Linked DNA regions of Homo sapiens: region 1 is linked to region 2. Evidence: chromatin loops called from intact Hi-C (ENCODE). Cell type or tissue: gastrocnemius medialis. All regions are shown on one strand. Each heading gives the region's core, and the rest is flanking DNA. Links, peaks and the distances in the headings are about the cores only. Region 1 overlaps LOC124900612 (a long non-coding RNA gene). Region 2 has its middle 380 kb from the start of RGMA.

Region 1 (10,617 bases), core at 1,801-9,800, 54 kb before region 2:
AACTTTTAAGTTCTGGAGTACATGTGTAAAATGTGCAGGTTTGTTACATAGGTGAACAAAACACAGACACATTTTAAAAATAGTTTGTTAAGAGCCAGTTCAGCTTGTGATTAAATTCCAAGTTGACTGTAGGGACAAGTGAGAATTGATTGTAGGGACAAGTGAGAATACTAGAATACTCTAGTATTTAGTGACAAGAAAAGCTTTGCCTGAGGACATAGCACATTTATAGTAGTGGTCATAAGCTTGCTCTCTGAAATCACTTGTAGATTTGCTTCAATATGCTGCCACTTACTAATCACCTGAGGTCACGAGTTCGAGATAAGCCTGGCCAACATGGTGAAACCCCATCTCTACTAAAAATACAAAAATTAGCTGGGTGTAGTGGCACGCATCGGTAATCCCAGCTACTCGGGAGGCTGAGGTAAGAGAATTGCTCAAACCCGGGAGGTGGAGGTTTCAGTGAGCTGAGTTCGTGCCACTGCACTCCAGCCTGGGAGACAGAGCAAGACTCCAGCTCAAAAAAAAAGAAAAAAGAAAAAAGAAAGAAAAGAAAATACCCTGCCACTTAGAAAGTAATAAATACTGGAATTTTATTTCCTCTTCTGTGAATCATTTTCCTCATCTATAAAAAGGGGCAATGCCCTACCACACTCAGCTATCAAGAAGCTTAAAGAAAATTTTCTATGTGATAATGACCATATTCACACTAACGTATGACTTTTTTCTGCTTTCTTGACTCTGATTTTTATAGTCCAATTTAATTGACCTTATTTTTCAAATTACTCAAGGAAATGTGTAGGGAATGATTGAACAGGTAAATATGCCTTCCTGTAACTGCATTTTGGTAGTTTTTATATGATCTAGTGACTAAGAATTCCAGGAAACATCCTCAGTTTCTCTACTTATATTATTTGGTACAAGAACAAACTTTAATGTGGCTCAAAATGTCCCAATTGAACAACTTAATACCCACGGCCAGTATGATTGTGAGGATCCATTAGGCTTTACATGACTTTCAGTTCTTTATCTTTTCACTAAACAGAAACCCTAAGTGTCTCTTCCAGAGTAAACAAAAATAGAAGGGATTCATTCCAAATCTCAAATGTACCACCAGGTTATTTTTTTTTCTACACCTTTCTAAGTCATCATGAAAAAAATGCCTTTTGAAACAGCATGGTGTTCCTGCTCTCAATATTGCTTTTACAGAAAGGTTGAGGACCATTACCTCTTGAAGTCAAAGGAAGTTGCCAGAGAGTGTGTCAGGGGGTAGGGGAGAGGAGGGATAGGTAGAATAAGATAAAACTCTGATGACCTAACTCAGGGACTATAATCGGGAGAGCTTTCAAATTACAGCCAGGTACAAAAGAGACAATCTCCAAAGCAGTTTGTCAACGTTTTTTGTGCTAAAATAATGTGCCTGGAGATTTTTCTTTTTGATTGCAAACAGATCAAACTTAGTTCAAGCAGTGGGTAATTCTAGCATTTTCAAATACAGAAGACACTTTCTTACCTCCCACAACATCTAAAGTAGACACACCACAGGTAGAAATGGTGCTGGCACACAGTGGGTAGCATTACTGCTGGGGACTACCAGATGCCTCTCCAAATACAGTATTTCAAAGCAGCAATTTCAAACCATGCAATATAAAGTTTCTAGCTCTGCTTTTAAGTTACTTTCTATTTGTTATCATCCAAGCAGAAAGCCTGCAATAAATCACTTTTGTTATTAATGTTTATCTGACTTCTGTTCAGGAGAGAAAAGATGTATAGTCAGTTGCCATGTACTTTGTTGGTATTTAGGTAAAATCTTGAGTAAAAATCTTTGATACACCTCAAACAACTGAGGAAGAGGCAGCAGTAAGGCATATAAATAAATCAGCATCGTTTCATTATCCACTTGTTCAAACAGATTGGTGTCCTGGCGCACCTCCTTGAGCATGGCAATTCCGAGTTGCAGGTGTCAGCTCCTATCTGCCACAGTACCTGCCGTGGGTTCTCTCATCATTCCAGAATCACTACACTCAGCAGCATTTTACCCAAAGACTGAAAAGGGTTTCGTGTACAGTAAGTCACCAAAACCCAGACACAAAACAGAGGAACGGATTACCTTTTTCTTTTTTCTGTAGAGACGGAGTCGCTCTGTCTCCCAGGCTGGAGTGCAGTGGTGGAATCTCGGCTCACTGCAAGCTCCACCTCCCGGGTTCAAGCAATTCTCTTGCCTCGGCCTCCCAAGTAGCTGGGACTACAGATGCCCGCCACTACGCCTGGCTAATATTTTTTTTGTATTTTTTAGTAGAGATGGGATTTCACCGTGTTAGCCAGAATGGTCTTGATCTCCTGACCTCGTGATCCGCCCGCCTCGGCCTCCCAAAGTGGTAGGATTACAGGCGTGAGCCACTACACCCAGCCATGGATTCCCTTTCAACTCGTCACATACAAGGAAGAGGCTAACTTCATGGAGGGATTTTGAAGAAAGGATGTACAGGGAACAGCAGTGTCTGTCCCACCCACTCCCCCCTTGTGTGAGAGGGCAGCATCTCGATCCTACATCAAGAGCAGGTGGATGGTGGCCGGAGTCCAAAGTCCACAGCGTCAGTGCTGGCTCTGCTTCTTGTTACCTTTGTGTCCTTTGGCAAGTCACTTCCCCTCTCTGAGGCTCAGTTTCATTAAATCCCAATGCAGACTAATAATAAAACAAACATAAAAATGCACTACGTCCTTGTATGTGTTAAGCAATACGCAAGACACTTTATTTGAAGTATCTCTTCCAATTTTTCAAGGAACCCTATGAGAGTAATGTTATTATTGCTAATTTATAAATGTGGCAACTGAGGCTTAAGCAGGTGGACTCATTTGTCCAGGTCATATATATATAGTACGTGTGGAGCCTCCACACGCCTCCCAAACCCATCTTCTCTCTGAGAGTAACACTGCCCCTCTGGAGATGATATTCTTCCCTTTTTCCCCAGGTAGTCATGAAACTCCCATGAAAGCAGGTGTAAAAACTGCCCTAAATGTACAGCATGAGTGTCATGTAGCTTTGTAGAGCGTCTTCATATAACAGGTTACCAATAATTACAGGAAAAAGGAAGGGAGAAGGGAGGGAAGAAAGTAGAGAAGGGGAGATGGAGGGGAAGGGAGGCTTTTTGTAAGAGGGAAGAAGAGACAAAGATAACTTAGTCCAGAGTAGTCTTTGATTCCAAGGATGAGTAAATAATCACAGCCAAGCGTTTAGTAAAAGGTGATTTATGACCCTAGAATCCTAAATCTTATAAGACGAGAAAAGTTCAAAGAACGCCACGATCAGGAGATGCTGGGCGCAGCTGTGGAAAATGTTTCCAGCACATGGTGCCCCATGGGTAACCCCACAGCACCCCTGGGAGCTCCTGGAGAATACCATTTCCAGCAATGCCACGATACGATTCCGTAATTATAGTGAGTCGGTGCCAGAAGGAAAACCCTTCTTTCATGTAAAATTGGCCCTGACTCATGCCCAAAAGGAAAGCTCACCAACCGCAATAATTGACCAGTGGCTTGTACTCCAAAGAAGAATGTGGCCTTCACGAGCCAAATTACAGGGTTACAGTGTTTCCCAGCCATAAAGGTCCAGTCAGCAGCTTATTATGAGGGCTTTTGCTCCCCTTCTGGAAGAGAGCCCTGACAAGTCTCAAGTATTTGGAATGTTCTCCGAGATGATTTCTAGCAGCTCTTCCTAATCTACACAGCATGCCCAATGGGATGGGGGGAGAAGAGGGGACTCTCTGCCTGCTTTGCTTTTGTTTGTTTTAATCTGATGACCTTCCAGAAAAACTAACTAGGGGAAAGATGCCTTTATCATTATTTGCCATTTTCCCCTTATTTCTCTGGCTTTGGAATGGTAGTTTGCACTTAATTGATTACCAGTTTCTTATTTCCATTTGAAACATATGGTCACCTAATCACCCAATGAAGAGCTTTTCTTGGAATTTGACCACAGAAGTAAAATATATATATATATATATATACACACACACACACACACACACATATATATATACACACACACATATATATATTAGAGATATATAGAGAGAAATGTGTGTGCAATTATATACAGTACTTACATATACTTTATACACACACATTGCATATGTATACACATTACACAAACACACAAACATATATACACACACAGCAAAAGCATGAGTGATTCTTAAAACCTAAGGAAAACTGTGTATTCCTAGTTCCCTTTCAAAAAAAAATTGTGTTTGTCTGTGTGTATGTGCAATGTGTGTGTATAATCTTTCTTTTAATAGACTTTATTTTTTAGAGTAGTTTCAGGTTCACAGAAAAGTTAAGCAGAAGGTTCAGATAGTTCTCATATACCCCCGGCCCCCACCCACACATGCACAGACTCCCCATTGTGAACATTTGCCACCAAAGTGGTACATTTGTTATGTGTGATGAACCTGGTTTGACACATCATTATCACCCAGACCCCATCATTCACATTAGGGCTCACTCTTGATGTTGTACGTTCTATGAGTTTGGGCAAATGTATAATGACAGGTACCTACCATTGTAGTCTTTAAAAAATAGCCAGAGTCATTTGGCCTTGGTGGCTCCATGTGCACGACAGAGAGCCAGAGAGGTCTCCCTCACCCCAGCAGCAGAGCCTATGGCAGCTCTGAGAGTCCCAGGAGGTGGAACGCTTCAGCGGAGCTACTGCACCTCATGCAGGAGCAGGACTAGCTACAGGGAATAAAACCAACAAACTTAAATGTCCCAAGTTCGAAATATAAACCTGTCCAAAACCAGAAATAGAAGACTGGGCTTGTCAAAAATTCAGCTACTCCTGGAAGGGAGCAGACTGTGAGAGCCAGAGGGAAACTACATGAGAGAATCAAAGGCATCAGGTGGGCTGAGCTAGAATGTCTGCAGCTCCCGCTCACTATTTTATTGTGCAGCTCGAATAAGGTTTTTGTTTGAGAACTCATGTTTCTTTGAAGGCATGGGCTGACTTTGTCCCTGGGCTATAAGATGTATTGGCATTTATACAAGCAAAAACAGGCATTTGTCTAATAGGAGCTCCAGGAGATCAGAGTAGACAGAAAGGGGCTGGGCGTGGTGGCTCATGCCTGTAATCCCAGCACTTTGATAGGCCAAAGCGGTGGATCACGTGAGGTCAGGAGTTAGAGACCAGCCTGACCAACATGAAGAAACCCCGTTTCTACTAAAAATACAAAAATTAGCCAGACATGGTGGTGCATGGCTGTAATCCCAGCTACTTGGGAGGCTGAGGCAGGAGAATCTCTTGTACCCAGGAGGTGGAGGTTGCGGTGAGCTGAGATCATGCCATTGCACTCCAGCCTGGGCAACAGGAGCAAAACTCTGTCTCAAAAAAAAACAGCCCACCTGATTCCACCACAGGACCCATCTAGAGACATAATACAGTCATGTATCATGTGGCACTTAAGGATGGAGATATATTCTAAGAAATGTGTCTGTAGGCAATTTTATCACTGTGCAAACATCATAGCATGCACTTACACAAACCTAGATGGTATAGCCTACTACATACCTAGGTTACATGGTATAGCCTATTACTCCCAGGCAACAAACCTCTATAGCATGTTACTGTACTGTAGGCAATTGTAACACAATGGGAAATATTTGTGTATCTAAACATACCTAAACATGGAAAAAATATAGTAAAAATATAATCTGAAGGGACCATTGCTGTCTACACAATCCATCACTGACCAAAACATTGTTATTTGGTGCATGACTGTATCTTCCACATGGTGAGGGAAGATATGGTCAATCCAGATGGGATACCATGAACTACCGTTCAAGCATGAGGATGCAATGAAGACACTGTGGACAGAGTTTACCTCCCACAAACTCTTCTCATTGAAAGTCCCATGAAAGCGGAACTTTTTCTGTCTTCTTCCCCACTACAATCAATATTTGTTCAAAGAAGTGAAAGACAGGCTACCAAAGGTTGTACTTCAGTAACATGAAAATTGAACCCAGAAAGACGGAGCCAGTTGCAAGGAGCAGTGGTGAGTAAAGACACGTGTAAACATGTTGGTAAATCTAAATAAGCAAAGAATGTAAAAAAAAGCAAATTATAAAACTACTAGTTGTTGGATAAAAAATGCAGAACCACAGATTGTTGGACAAAAGTGACTTAGAAGCTATAAAGGGGTGATCAGAGTACAACAGCCTAATGTTCTCAATAGAGCAGTTGAGGCATTGATACCTTGGTATCCTGTCAGTCAGGTGTGCGTGTTAAAAATCAAAGGGCAACCCTGAGCAAGCAATAACCTTGTTTGAATCAGTAAAATTTGGGAAACGTGATTCTTAACTGGAAAAATAAAAATTTTAAAAAGAATCAAGGGGCAACTACTGAAAGAACAGAACAGAAGTCACAACTCTAGAACTAGTAGAAAGAGGAAGAAAGAATGAGGAAAACTCAACCAGTTTAATGGAAACTATAAAGGTAGGGGAAATAGAAAATAGAATGCAAAACATACAAGATGAAACAAATCCAAATATATCATGAATCAAAATACGGGTAGACAAAAGGGTAGCAAAACATTTGGTAATGTTCTAGAGCTTGTAAAGTGCTTCTTACGTATAAAGTTGGTGCTTCATATCTTTACCATTTTTTAAACACCCCCTGACTCCAACATGTTTTTGCTTCCAATAAGCAGCGTCTTCTACTCATTCTCAGAGGGCTGCTCCCTAGGCGACTGGAGCTGCTCTGCTCAAGTGGGTGGAGTACCCTGGAGTGACAGACAGGAGCAGGGGTATGCAAGACACCTGCTGCCAGGCTGGTGGCCTGGAATGACTCTGTGTAACTGACACTGCAGAGTTTCCCGGAAGGGACAGGCTGAAGTTCCTCTCTCTCTGGACATTGGCTGAGACCACACCCTTGCTGGGCTCCCTTGTCCTGCCTGCCTCCCCCTGCCCCACTGTCTTGCAGGTATCTGGGTTTTCCTGTGAGCACTTCCTGAATAAGCACAGGCATATGAAGCCTTAACTCTAAGGTCTGCTCTTGGGGAATCCAACCTGACTCAAAGTTCTAACTTAGCACATTTATTAAATAGAGGATTTCATATTCCTCCCAGAAGTAGCCAATATCACAGCACTGAATATAAACAGCACTTACTAAAAAAGTATGAGTGATTTCAATGCACAAGAAAGCATACTAAATAGGGAAGGAAGAAAAAGCCACACCATTTTAGCTGCCATCTTACAGCTAATAGACATTGGCTTTTGCTGAAGGACTTTACTTCTCACATTCTTATTGTAAAAATAAATTTTATAGTATGATTTTGGTAAAGAAAGACATTCTACCATTGGCTGTAGTCTTTCTCAGGCCTCACTAGTACTCCCTTGCTCTGTGAAAGAAAATATCAGCACGTTAGGAGGCTATGCACAAACCACAGAAAGTATGTGCATTTCCACAAAGAGTCATTTAGCTACTGGAACACTAGATTTTTCTTCCATATCTTATCTTTAGAAACTTGACTTTCATACTCAATTTAGGATTAAACCGTAAAACTGTCAACATGGTCTTAAGGCTGATCGGATGACAAGTTATTTTTCATTATACCTTTATCTCCCATTTAATATCTTTTGATAATTATAATGTTATGGCTCCCACAAATTATTTTGTAATAAATTATGATGATTCATATATTCATCATCTTCTTGCACGTGAAAAGAGAATCCACCTTCTAGGACAAAAAGTGTGGGTATTTTTAAAATGATGTTTTATATTGGATTTGAGGTATAATTTACATACAGTGAAATGTAGAGTTCTAAAGGATACAGTTTAACGTGGTTTTAACAAATGCATACACCTGTGTAACCCATGCAAGCTAGAAGGCATTTCTACCACTCTAGAAAGTGCCTTCCTGCACCTTCCAGCAGTATTCACTATCTTTAAGTAAATACTGTTCTTCTTTCTTTCTTCACAGTGTGGTTTTTCTGTTCTAGAGTTTCACAAAAATAAAATCAAACCATGTGTTCTTTTTTGACCGACTTCTTTCAGTTAGCATGTTGTTTCTGAGACTCACCTATATCATTTTATATATCAGTTAGCATATTGTTTCTGAGACTCACCTATATCATTTTATATATCATCAGTTAGCATATTGTTTTTGAGACTCACCTATATCATTTTATATATCAGTAGTTTATTCCTTTTTCTTTCTAAGCAGTATTCATTAAATGAGTATCTCACAATTTGTTTATCCATTCTCCTGTCAATGGGTATTTTGGTTGTTTTCAGTTTGGGGCTATTATGAACGTGCTGCTATTAACATTTTTGTACAGGTTTCTTTGTGGACATAAGTTTTTATTTCTCTTGGGAAAATATCTAGATCATAGTATGGATATATGTAGATTAAACCTGATAAGAAATCACCAAACAGAATTTCAAGGTGTACTGTTCACCATTTAAAATTCCCAGTGGGGCCGGGCACGGTGGCTCACATCTGTAATCCCAGCACTTTGGGAGGCCAAGGCAGGCAGATCAAGAGGTCAGGAGATCGAGACCATTCTGGCCAACATGGTGAAACCCCATCTCTACTAAAAATACAAAAAATTAGCCAGGCATGGTGGAGGGCACCTGTAGTCCCAGCTACTCGGGAGGCTGAGGCAGGAGAATGGTGTGAACCCAGGAGGCAGAGCTTGCAGTGAGCCGAGATCGCGCACTGCACTCCAGCCTGGGTGACACAGCGAGACTCCATCTCAAAAAAAAAAAAAAAAATTCTTCATATGTTCTGGATAGAAGTTTTTTGGTCAAAATATGTGATCTGCAAATATGTTCTCCCATTCTGTGGCTTGTCTTGCCATTCTCTTAATCATGTCTTTTACAGAGTAAAGTTTTTAGTTTTAATGAAATTCAACTTTTTTTTTCTTTTATGGTTGTGCTTTCTGTGTTCTAAGAATTTTTATGTACTCCAAGCCTTCAATGATAATTATTTTTTGTTTTCTTTTAGAAAATTTATAGATTTAGCTTATAGATTTATGTCTATGGTCCACCTCAAATTTATTTTTGTATATATTGTGAAGTAGAGATCAGACGTCTTTTCCTTTTCATGGGGATATCCAGTTATTCCTGCATCACTGATTGAAAAAAATTTCCTTTCCTCAATAAGTCACTTTGGCATAACACCTTTGTCAAACATACTTGACCATATAAGTTTGGGTCTATTTCTGGGCTTTCTATTCTGTTCTGTAAATCTGTCTATCCTTATGCAAATACTATACTGTCTTCATTTCTATAGCTTTATAATAAGTCTTGACATAAGGCAGTGTAAATCCTTCAACATCGTTCTTTTTAAAAAAATTGTTCTAGCTATTATAGGTCCTTTGACTTTTATATAAATGTTAGAATCAGCTTGTAAATTTCTACAAAAGGTTTTACTGGGATGTGTAGAACCTATAAATAAATTTCAGGAAGATTGGTATTTTAACAGTATTGTCTTCCTTTTTTCTTACAATTACTCTAAAAATAAACAAATAAAACACTTGAGTTTTAAAACTTGAAATAGGACGTAGATTTGGTGAAAAGTTTCCTAAGTTTTAGTAGAAATCTGTTTACTTGTTCAAAAAGTCGCTTCCTAAAAGCAAGAGTTTTGCATTAAAGGGAACCAGTTGCAACTCATTGCCAAGATACTTGAAAATAAATGTCTTAGGATTTTCTCTCTGGACCCATGCCTTAACCTGCCCTTTTCATTTAACAAATATTTATTGAGTGCCTGCTATGTGTCAAGCACCTCTCTCGGCACAGAAAACACCGCTGTCACCAAAACAGACAAAAATCTCTGCCTTTATGGAGATTGCATTTTTTAGTGAAGGCTTTCCAACATCTCTGTGCTGAAAACCTTTGGAAGTGGTCCCCAAGACATCTACATTATTCCAAATCCTGTCCATTATTAAATACTATGTTTCTGAACACATAAAGCATAACTGAAAATAAGCCGTGTGTGTGTGTGTGTGTGTGTACAACATTCTCAAACTCACTCCCTTATGATTGTAGGATAGGAACGTTTTTGACGTTGGCTTTTTGTAGAAGAGCAAGACTCCATCCAGTTCAAGAAAAAATAAAGGCAATTTCCAGAAGCCATGAATATTGGCTTCTGTACGGTTTTCATGTACAGAAGGCGTTCTTATGGCAGCTATTTGCATATAAACCGTGGTTTTTGCTACCAGACAATCTCTGTTCTGACAACTACTTTTGGTATTCTGTGTGGATTAAAAGGAACATAAAGAAGGAAGGGGCTTTTCACATGGGTACTAAATCAAAAGAGAAACCAGCCAAGGGGTTGAGGGTAGGGAGAAGACAAGGAAAGAGTAAGGCCAAGAGAATATCTGATTCCAGATATTTTTCAGGTACAAGCTCTCTGTTGAACCATATATGTCTTTCTCAAATGCCTGTATAATAATTTTTCTTCCTTTCTTCTGAAGGAATATCGTTCTGTTTATCAGCCAAATGTGAAATAACTATTTAGTCATTATTTATTCATTTCAGGGACTCTGACCTTCAAACCTTTGAGGAAAGACAAATTTTCCTCATAAATATGTTTGTACCTTTGTAATACAGCGGGGACAGCA
Region 2 (10,617 bases), core at 888-8,887:
ATCCTGGCTAACACGGTGAAACCCTGTCTCTACTAAAAATCCAAAAAAATTAGCCGGGCGTGGTGGTGGGTGCCTGTAGTCCCAGCTACTCGGGAGGCTGAGGCAGGAGAATGGCGTGAACCCGGAGGCGGAGCTTCCAGTGAGCCGAGATCAGGCCACTGCACTCCAGTCGGGCGACAGAGAGAGACTCCGTGTCAAAAAAAAAAAAAAAAAAACAAAAAAGCGAAGTCACCAGAATTGTCTTTTTAAAAGGAAGACAATATGAAAAATATGTTGAACTTATGGTCAGTAAAGAGATGCCTGGCACATTGCTGATTACTCACAGCTCTTTTTTTCAGCCTAACCTCCTATAAAGATTTCATCAAGATGCTTCTGATCAAGAGCATCAGAATATGCTCCGTATATTTGAAATATTTACCTTTACAGAGCTTTTTAAAAAATCTCTCAGCTCCCCAGTCTGAGGGAAATAAACTGTCCTCTAAATGAGGTCTAATATTCCATAGCTCTGTTTAAGGCCACAGAGGGCTGGCTTTCATTCCTGTGTCCAATGACGAATTTTTGAGAGTATTGGGCAAAGCACTCTCTTTCTCCACATCTGAAATCAGATCACAAAAAAAGATATAGGGCCAGGCGCGGTGGCTCACGCCTGTAATCCCAGCACTTTGGGAGGCCTCGGCGGGAGGATCACCTGAGATCAGGAGTTCGACATCAGCCTGGCCAACATGGTGAAACCCGTCTCTACTAAAAATACAAAAAAAAAAAAAAAATTAGCCAGGCATGGTGGCACATGCCTGTAATCCCAGCTACTCAAAAGGCTGAGGCAGGAGCATCGCCTGAACCCGGGAGGCAGGGGTTGCAGTGAGCCGAGATCGCGCTATTGCACTCCAGCCTGGGCGACAAGAGCAAGATTCTGTCTCAAAAAATAGATATAGATATAGATATAGATATAGATATAGATATAGATAGATAGAAAAAGTCCTAGGCATCCATGAAAAGGAGGTGTTTGTGATTATTTCTTTTTAGAATAAATGAAGTCACATTGCAAATGGGTACAGGGCTTCTTTTTAGGGTGCTGAAAATGCTCTAAAATGTGTGCTCACAATTCTATGAATATATTAAAACTATGGAATTGTACACTTTGATGAATTGTATAGTATGTGAATTACATTTTAATAAAATTGTTACATTAACGAAGAGAAATTAAGCCGTAATGATAGTTTAATTATAATACAATTATTTTTAAGAACTAAGCAATACTACAAATCACTTTCATAATATTACTACCATAATAATATCACACATTAAACATATGGTACTTGTTTGGGAAGGAAATATTTGAAAAGATAATAGTTGTAGTTTTGATACGGCCCCTATGAGTGGAGGAGCACCAGGGCTCTTGTCTCATGCCAAATTAGATAGGATGACACACACGTGAAGTGAATTTAAGGAGCGGAGAGTTTAACAGGCAAGAAAGAAGGGAGAAGAAAGAAAGAAGCTCCCCTGTACAGAGGCAGAGGGAGGGGGGGTCCAAAACCGAAAGAGTAGATCCCATGTGCCGTGGATACCAGCCAATTTTATGAGGAGGCTGGAGGAGGTGGTGCCTGATTTGCATAGGGCTCACCGGATTGGTTTGACCAGGCAGGTCATTCGCGTAGCCCGTGAAAAAAAAACTGGCCCTCCCACCCCAGTCTTTTAATATGCAAATGCAGGGCTCCATAATATTCTACACACGTGGGGATATGTGGAGGCGGCCATGTGGCCAGGCACATATTGGGGCAAGGGCAAGAAGACAACGGTAGGAATCGTCATGTTTGGGTGGACGCAGTTTCTAATGGCTTGCGTTTGCATATCAAAGGTTGCCTGCCCAGTTCTAAGAGCTAGGTTTTCCCACTAGACAAGAAACGTTTCTGGAGCTGCTTTAAAACAGAGGAAAACTTTCCGAGGATCCCTTTTCCTCTCTACCTGCCTAAAATAATTTCTTAATAACTCCTAGAACAGTTTGACTACCTCAGCAATAGTGTTCTAAAAATGTTCCACTGAAATACAGAATAAATTTTCAATCTATACATGCTATGTAACACAATATTATTTATACTATTGTTGTGATTTTCTTTAGCCAAGCCTATGGAGAAAGGGCTCTGTGTCAACCAGGTCCCATGATACCTGGGACATTGAAGAAGCAGCTGGCACCGTTTTGGTGGAAAGCAGTCATCGCATACTGTTTATATCACTGCTGCACCATCATTGAGACTTGAAACATGATTTTTAGCTACTTCAGTGAATCTGTTATCTGATAGGTATGACAGTAAACTGGCCCACCCCTTTAAAAAAGGAATATAGCCATAGGTATAAAAAAGTTTTAGAAGATATCCATATACTTGACTCTGTTTTCACACTTGTAGAAATGTATCCCAATGAAATATAAAGAACTACAGCAAAAACATCTATACAGCATCACTTGTGCTAACAGACATTAGAAAACAACCTAGGTAGGTATGTAGGTATGAAAATTATGAAAAATCCACTTTATGGTATATTATGCAGCTACTAATTTTTTCCATTATGTCAAAAGCAAAAAGACTTTTAAATAACCAAATATATCCTATAATCCCAACCCTTTTAAAGATACTATGTGATGGTTTTAAAGACACGCCCACGCACTTTACTTTCCTCCAAAATCGCTGAGGCCTCGACTTACTCACTGCTAAAAAAAAAGTGGGGGGACTCTGTGTGTGTGTGTGTGTATATATATATATATCAAATATATATATATTTATATAGCAAATATATATATATTTGCTAAGTTAAACATTGTACTTTTACTACATTGATTTTAAACTTTTCTTTTAAGAAAACTTTTAAGAAAAGTTTAATAATCAATGTAGTAAAAGAGTACAATGTTTAACTTAGCAAATGCTAAAGGTGAGCAAAGGGAAACGGAAAAGGAATACATATGTCTCCACAAAATTGGGGAGAATACCTACTTCCAGATCAAGCAGTGCTGGGCAGTCCCAGAAACAGCCCTCTGAGGACTCTGTATATTTTTAAATGAAGAGTGCTGTTTTTCCCTAAATCAATCTGGCCTGGTATATGACAACATTTTTTTAAAAAAACTGAAAGATAGAGCCTAAAAACTTGCCAACCAAGCAAATAATTACGCTGAACCCCCCTGGACACTCTCTAATTGGATGTCCTGGGTACTCCCAATTCTTAGTCCTTTAATATCTATTTTTCTCCTTCTTTTATTCAGACCTTGTGTCTTCCGTTTCGTTTCTCAATTCACACAAAACTGCATCCAGGCCATCATCAATCATTCTATACAACAAATGCTCCTTCTAACAACCCCACAGTATCACCCCTTACCCCAAAATCTTTCTTCAGTTTAATCTCTCCCACTCTAGGTTCCCACGCTGCCCCTAATCCCGCTCAAAGCAGCCCTGAGAAACATCACCCATTATCTCTCCATATCACCCCCAAAATTTATCACCGCTCCAACACTTCATTATTTTGTTTTGCTTTTCTTATTAATATAAGAAGACAGGAATATCAGGCCTCTGAGCCCAAGCTAAGCCATCATATCCCCTGTGACCTGCACGTATACATCCAGATGGCCTGAAGCAACTGAAGATTCACAAAAGAAACGAAAATAGCCTCAACTGCTGACATTCCACCATTGTGATTTGTTTCTGCCCCACCCTAACTGATCAATGTACTTTGTGATCTCCCCCACCCTTGAGAAGGTTCTTTGTAATTCTCCCCACCCTTGAGAATGTACTTTGTGAGATCCATCCCCTGCCCCCAAAACATTGCTCCCAACTCCACCGTCTATCCCAAAACCTGTAAGAACTAATAATAATCCCATCACCCTTTGCTGACTCCTTTTTCGGACTCAGCCCGCCTGCACCCAGGTGAAATAAACAGCCTTGTTGCTCATACAAAGCCTGTTTGGTGGTCTCTTCACACGGACGCATGAGACAGCCCACAAACTCTTTGATAGCTTTTTTTAAGAAATGTAACTTAATTTCTTAGTGACTTAGTGACTTGCTTCTAGTGAATTGAATTGAGAAGTGATGGAATGTCAATTCTAAGATTGACTGGAATTTCCATGTGTAGGTTCAGTCTCTCTCTCTCTCTCTCTCTCTCTCTCTCTCTCTCTCTCTCTCTCTCTCCTCACCCCCCTTCCTCTCTTTCTCTTTTTCTCCCTCTCATCACTCACTCTGGAGGAAACCAGCTGCCAAAGATGGAAGCCACCTGCCATGTTGTGAGGACACTCAGGCACCATATGGAGAGGCCCACGTGGTGAGAAACTGACACCTGCCACCAGCCATGTGAGTAAGCCTGGAAGCAGGTCTTCTGGGGTCTGCCAGCAGCCATGTGACCATCTTGGAGTGGCTCCTTCTGCAGTCATGCCTGGAGATGACTGTAGCCCTGGCAAACAGCTTGATTGCAGCATCATGAGAGAGCCTGAGTCAGAACTACCCCACTAAACGGCTCCAGGGCTCTCAGTCCAGAGAAACGGTGAAATCATGTTTGTTGTTTTAAACCAGTAAATTTGAAAAAAATCTCTTACACTGCAATAGTAACTGAAGCAGGTAGCAGAGAAAAAAATTACATGAGGGCATATGAAAATGCTAACAGAGGTTTATTAATCAGATGATAAAAGCTTTTCCTTCCTTTTGTCTCCCTTTTCAAGTAATCTATAATTAAAAGAATTAATTATGACCTGCTTGAAAGAGATTTTAATTCCTTTATTACCCAAACGGTAACTTAACTCTTTCTCAACCCCTATGTATCTGAAGGATGTGAACTTTGTTCTTGTTCAGAGATACAAATGAAGTAGAGGAGGGGAATGGCTGTCCTGTTAAGACATGGTTGCTCAAAACACAGGCACCAATGCATGTGCCTTTATATACTGTTTCTTTTTAAAGATGCTACTGACTCAGCAACAGCAAGGCAATCATTGAACTGTTTTCCCGGTCATTTTAGATTTTATCCTGATGCATCCACATTCTGTTACTCAGCAGTTTTTTCACAAATGCTACGCATTTGTAAGAAGGCCATGTATTGGCTTTGTAATCTTGGCTACTTAAAGTCTCTCTATCTCAGTTTCCTCATGTGTAAAATGGTGCTAATCTTACCTTTCCCTTACAGTGTTGGTGAGAAATAAAATATGCAAAGCATCTCATGTAGGATCTGACATACAAGGGCTTTGCAGAATTAGCTATTATCATTGTGCATTTAAAGAGAAACTTAAACAATAGGTGCATCTGAGCAGTTAGTTTAATGGGTAAGCTATGGGCTAAGGAATCAGAGCAGGTAACAACAGGCCCAACCAAGCCACATTAACTGAGTTTGCAAATACCAGATCCCTTATCTAGGTTCCTTTTTCAGGAAAAATGATTCTACCGACTTGTTTGTAGAATGAATTTGTCACTGCTGGAAAGTTGTTGCAGGGATCTGAGGCTTGTGCTCATTTCCATTTGCCTTGATAGGATTTAAATTTTTTTAGTCCTTAAATTATGAATGTTTATTTTGTTTCTATTTAAAATGGATCTTCGAACTTAGGAGGGTGTGCCTCCAGCCCTTCCAAAGCCAAGAAGTATGATCGATCGGGCACCCAATCTTCAGTAAAGAAGTAATTGGATGAATACTGCTCCTGATGAACCGTGAGCTCCCTGGGCTTACAGGCCACCTGGGCTAATTATTCTTAAGAAGCAATTTGCATTTAATCACAGAGTGAATCATTTCACTCCAAAGGTGGTGTGTCCTAATAATAGGGCATTTCTCCTCATTCATCTTTCAGGGCAGAGGACATTTTCAGTTTTTAATTAAACACATAAAAAGGTGAAAGCACATGAACCTGGCTAAATCAGGGAGCATGTATTTTCAAGAAATCAGCTAATGCTCCTCTTACTCAGGAAATCACACCTATTTCGGCTACACAGAGCGGATCAACCATAATCGTGATGGCATTACCAGGAGGCTGGACTGCAGTTTCCACTAGGGCATAACTGAGAAAGACATCCAACACACAGAGGAGTGATGGAAGCTCACCAGCTGCGTTGGAGGGCTCTGTCTTCCACCCCCAGACAGCTGGTGACCTGAGCCCATTGGGTGTTGAGTTTTGACCATCCCCAATAAGGAAAAATGAAAATAAATTTAAACTTCCAAACATTTATTTTCGAAGTATAAGCACATGAGCTCCTCACTAAGACAGTATTGATATCACTGGAATTAATCAGTTCAACTCATTGACTAGACTTAGTTCTAAGCAAAACAGCAGACAAGAAAGGGAATATACAGGAGAGAAAAATTGCTTTAGGAGCCCAGTAACGCAGATTCTAGTCCCGTTTCTGTCACTTACTAGCTGTGTGACCTTAATTAATTCTGCTATCAACTTTGCTGGAAAATGGTTAAATGGGCCCAAAGCTTGTGACCATTTCCATGTGCCTTGATGGGATTTTTTTTTTAATCTTCACATTTTGAAGATTGATTTTTTTTTCCAACTAAAACTGTTTTCTGAACTTAGAAGGGTGTGACTCCAGTTCTTAATTCCCTTCTGTGTAGAAGAAAAAGGGTGAATTAATCCAATGGTACTTAATTAAAAATATGAATCAGAATCTCCTGAAAATATTGTCGAATTCTCAAGCCAGACTTTATTTTGGACACTATGATCCAGCACTTCTGGGACTGGGGTCTTGGCACTTGCCCCGTGAAAACCATTTCTAGGTGATTCAGATACACATTTGAACCAATGGCAGGATGAGCTCTGGGATGTTAGGATGATTAATTTTGTGTGTCAATTTGACTGGGCACAGGGTGCCCAGATTAAACATTGTTTCTGGGTGTGTCTGCATGGGTGTTTCTGGAAGACATTAGCATTTGAATCAGTGGACTGAGTGAGAAAGATCCACCCTCACCCAATGTGGGCAGGCACCATGCAATCCGCTGAGGGCATGAATAGAACAAAAGGTGGAGGAAGGAGGAATTTGTCCCTTTTTTCTTGCCTCACTTCTTGACCTGGGACATCTCATCTCATCTCTGGCCTTCAGACTGAGACTTAATTATACCACCAGCTTGTCTGGGTCTCCAGCTTGCTTGCAGATGGCAGATAATGGGACTTCTCAGCCTCCGTAATTACATGAGCCAATTTCTTACAATAAATCTCCTTTTACATAAGCCTCACTTCACTCCGTCCAAGGTTAGTCCTGGGGTTCTCATATCAGAATGAACTTCACCAGTTCTGGAGAAGGCAGCTTTCTCACAGCAGGATTAGGCAAGTGTGTGGTATCACCTTAAAGAGAGTCTGAATGAAAACACACCAGTGTTATGGACTAGTTTGTGTGTGTATGAGCAAAACTGCTTTATTGCTCAACATTGTTCTGATTCCCAGCTACTGGCGAGTTATAAGATCTAATGTCAGCCAGGCACGGTGGCTCACCCCTGTAATCCCGGCACTTTGGGAGGCCGAGGGGGGTCGATCACAAGGTCAGGAGATTGAGACCATCCTGGCTAACACGGTGAAACCCCGTCTCTATTAAAACTACAAAAAATTAGCCAGGTGTGGTGGCGGGCGCTTGTAGTCCCAGCTACTCTGGAGGCTGAGGCAGGAGAATCTCTTGAACCCAGGAGGCGGAGGTTGCAGTGAGCCAAGTTCAAGATCGCACCACCGCACTCCAGCCTAGGCAACAGAGAAAGACCCCATCTCAAAAAAAAAAAAAAAAAAAAAATCTAATCTCCTGATGCATTGCAATTACAGACCTAGGTCCAGATGAGATGACAGAAGGGAACATGTGAACAATTATTGAGCATCCAAACATTACAGGGGCTATTTCTTTTTATCAGCGATACAATCCTTTGAGTTATCCCTATTTAACATGCAAGAAGAATGACAAGGGAATAATTGTGTCACTTAACCAAGGTGAACAGCCAGGGCTATGAAAACAAAGAAGACGGACATGAAGTGCTGAACTATAACTCTCCTTGTTAATGCAAAAGGTCTGCGTATGGAAAGAAATGCGAAGGACTGACGGACAGAGAGAAGCTAGCAACTCTCACAGCTAGGTTCTTAACACATCCATCATACCTGTCTCCATTTGAAATGAATTTCATTTTTTGAATGAATATTGACCAAGCTTTGGTTCACAAGGAAGAGACCTGAGACTTACAAGTAATCAAACTTGGAGAGGCCATTACATTTGACAATACAGCCAGAGCATTTGTTCAGGAACACAGAAAGGCATATGACTTTGAAAACTGATAAAGAGGTCATGACCAGGGCCAGCTTCACAGGTGTGTAAGGTCAGTCACACAGGGCACTGCACTTGGAAGGCCCCATGCTTGGTTTAATGCTCCACCGTCACCATCTTGAAGTTCTGAATCCTTTTTTTTTTTTTTTTGAGACAGAGGAGTCTCGCTCTGTTGCCCAGCCTGGAGTGCAGTGGCGCGATCTCAGCTCACTGCAAGCTCCACCTCCCAGGTTCACACCATTCTCCTGCCTCAGCCTCCCGAGTAGCTGGGACTACAGGTGCCTGCCACCGTGCCCGGCTAATTTTTTGTAGTTTTAGTAGAGATGGGGTTTCTCTGTGTTAGCCAGGATGGTCTCAATCTCCTGACCTTGTGATCTGCCCGCCTCGGCCTCCGAAAGTGCTGGGATTACAGGTGTGAGCCACCACGCCCGGCCAGCTCTGAATACTTTTTTAAAATGAGGCCCTGCATTTCCATTTTGCACTGGCCCCCACATGTTATGTAACCAGTCCTAGTCATGGCAATTGTTCAAAGAAATAAAATATTAAGGATATTTTCCACTGGATGAGATTTTAACATTTAGAGTTTGTGACGTAAGTCTTGTTGACTGTGGGGAGGCTGATTTCACCCCCATTAGTAGGCTGCAGGGCTAGGATGTCGAGGCTGGGTCCAGAGCCTACGAACCCAAAGCTGGGAGGGAAAGTGACTTCCTGAGCCAGAAGGACCAGCCACCAGGAGCCTGAGCCCTCTGCTGTTGTTAGCTGGATCTGCCAAGGTAGCAGGCCCTGGCCTTCCAGAGTGACACTGGCTGCTGCTAGCAGGGAGCCTGCAGAAGTTTCTACCCGGGCAAAGAAGCACACCATGATCAGACAGGGGTTATGTTCTCCTTGGCCAGACTAACTCTAGTTAGCATATTAGCAAGTTTGGCTATCTCTGTAGGGCCCTTACAGCCCCGGAGTGCCAACCACAGGAAAAACTGTGAGTGCAGAGGTGTGTTGGTGTGCAGGGATGGAGAGTAGAAACAGATGAGGATGTCAGAAGTTCAGGCTCGAAGTCAGGATGGAGGCCACCACGCCAGGGACTGTGGGGAGGTCTCATGTCATGCTTGCTACTCGCCCAAGGTTCCTTTGCTTACTCCATGGCGGTGCTCCTCATCTCTGCTTAGGAAAAGTGTAAATGTGAAACACAAACCTTGAGTCAAATCCATGACATCAAGTCTGAGGAGCAGGGAAAGAAGAATAGACTGAGGCATAGTATTTACCTGGCTCCCAAGAGAACCAAGGCTTCAAGGGCAGGGTTGGGGGACAGAAGCAACACAGCAAGAAACAGCAAGGATGAGATGGTCACATGCTACAGGGAAAGAGGGAAGGAGGGATGGAATGACACCCTGACTGCAGGATCCCAGGAAGAAAGCTGTGGAAGAACGCAGCTCCTGGCAGGCACTCCACCCCGCAGCCAGGCACTTTAGCAGGCTCAGTCTCAGGAGCTGCATGCCCAACAGAATGCCCTGTGGCCACCGCCAAATAATGTGCTTGAAGTGGCCCAAAGGAGCAGCCCCTGTCCGTGCAGTTGAGCAAGAAGCCACTGGAGCATTCTGAGTCTCCTCAGTAGGGTTGCCAGATAAAATACAGGACGCCCAGTCAAATTCAAATTTCATATGAACAACTTTAGGGTTGTGGGGTTTTTTCCCTTAGTGTAAGTATGTCTCATGCAATATTTGGGACGCACTTATACTTAAAAAATAAGTGACTTATTTGTTATCCAAAGCTCAAATTTAACTGAGTGTTCTGTATTTTCATTTGCTATATCTGGCACCACTTCTCAGGGAAGGCACCCTACTTTGACCCTCAGGTCTATTCTTCCCTTGGCCCATCTCTTTCCTCAAATCAGAGAACAGACTTGCACTCATGGGTATAGCAAGATATTGAGCCTCTCAGATCCAGGCACGTGAGAAATACATACACTTCTCTCCCAACTCCATCTCAGTTATTTTCACCGTCCTAGTATCCAGCACACACACACCCCTGAACAGTGAGCCTGGACTCCTGGCTTCTCTCCTATGGAAACTGCAACCACTCTCCATTATTAACTCTCAAGCTACCTCCCTGCATTGGCCCTTTGGCAACAGAATGGCAACCACAGGGTTCCCCCACTCCTGCCCATGCCTTTTCAGATGTAAGTGCCTTGAAGAGACAAAGCAATGGTTCTCAACCAACTTTGCAACTCGCTTTCCCTAACACTATCATTACCCAAGATGGATCAATAACATAATACAATTAACGATGCAGTTTTCAGAAGACATAGGTCTTTCTTAGCATTCACCACCTACTGAATGCCTCATTTATCTGCGAATCAATTTGCCTTGATGAG

The links. Hi-C counts contacts between places; a loop is a spot of excess contacts. Peaks named below come from ENCODE experiments on the same cell type or tissue, not always from the same donor. Only the 100,000 strongest peaks of a DNase experiment are listed, where the experiment ranks them.
Region 1: a loop joins it to region 2, with 2.5 times the contacts of the local background. A loop is called at or near these places in 3 of 110 quality-filtered maps.

What each region holds. Positions count from the first base shown.
Region 1 is chr15:93,516,608-93,527,224 of GRCh38, reverse strand. The region is part of intron 2 of LOC124900612 (a long non-coding RNA gene); the gene reads right to left. Among named protein-coding and RNA genes, the nearest start is that of LINC02207, 330 kb to the left of the region's middle. In gastrocnemius medialis, for the core only: a CTCF peak has its summit at 6,764; a DNase peak (open chromatin) is centred at 6,824; H3K4me3 peaks cover 417 bases; H3K27ac peaks cover 1,943 bases.
Region 2 is chr15:93,461,273-93,471,889 of GRCh38, reverse strand. No RefSeq gene overlaps it. Among named protein-coding and RNA genes, the nearest start is that of RGMA, 380 kb to the right of the region's middle. In gastrocnemius medialis, for the core only: no CTCF peak of the experiment used is centred there; a DNase peak (open chromatin) is centred at 4,369; H3K27ac peaks cover 2,666 bases.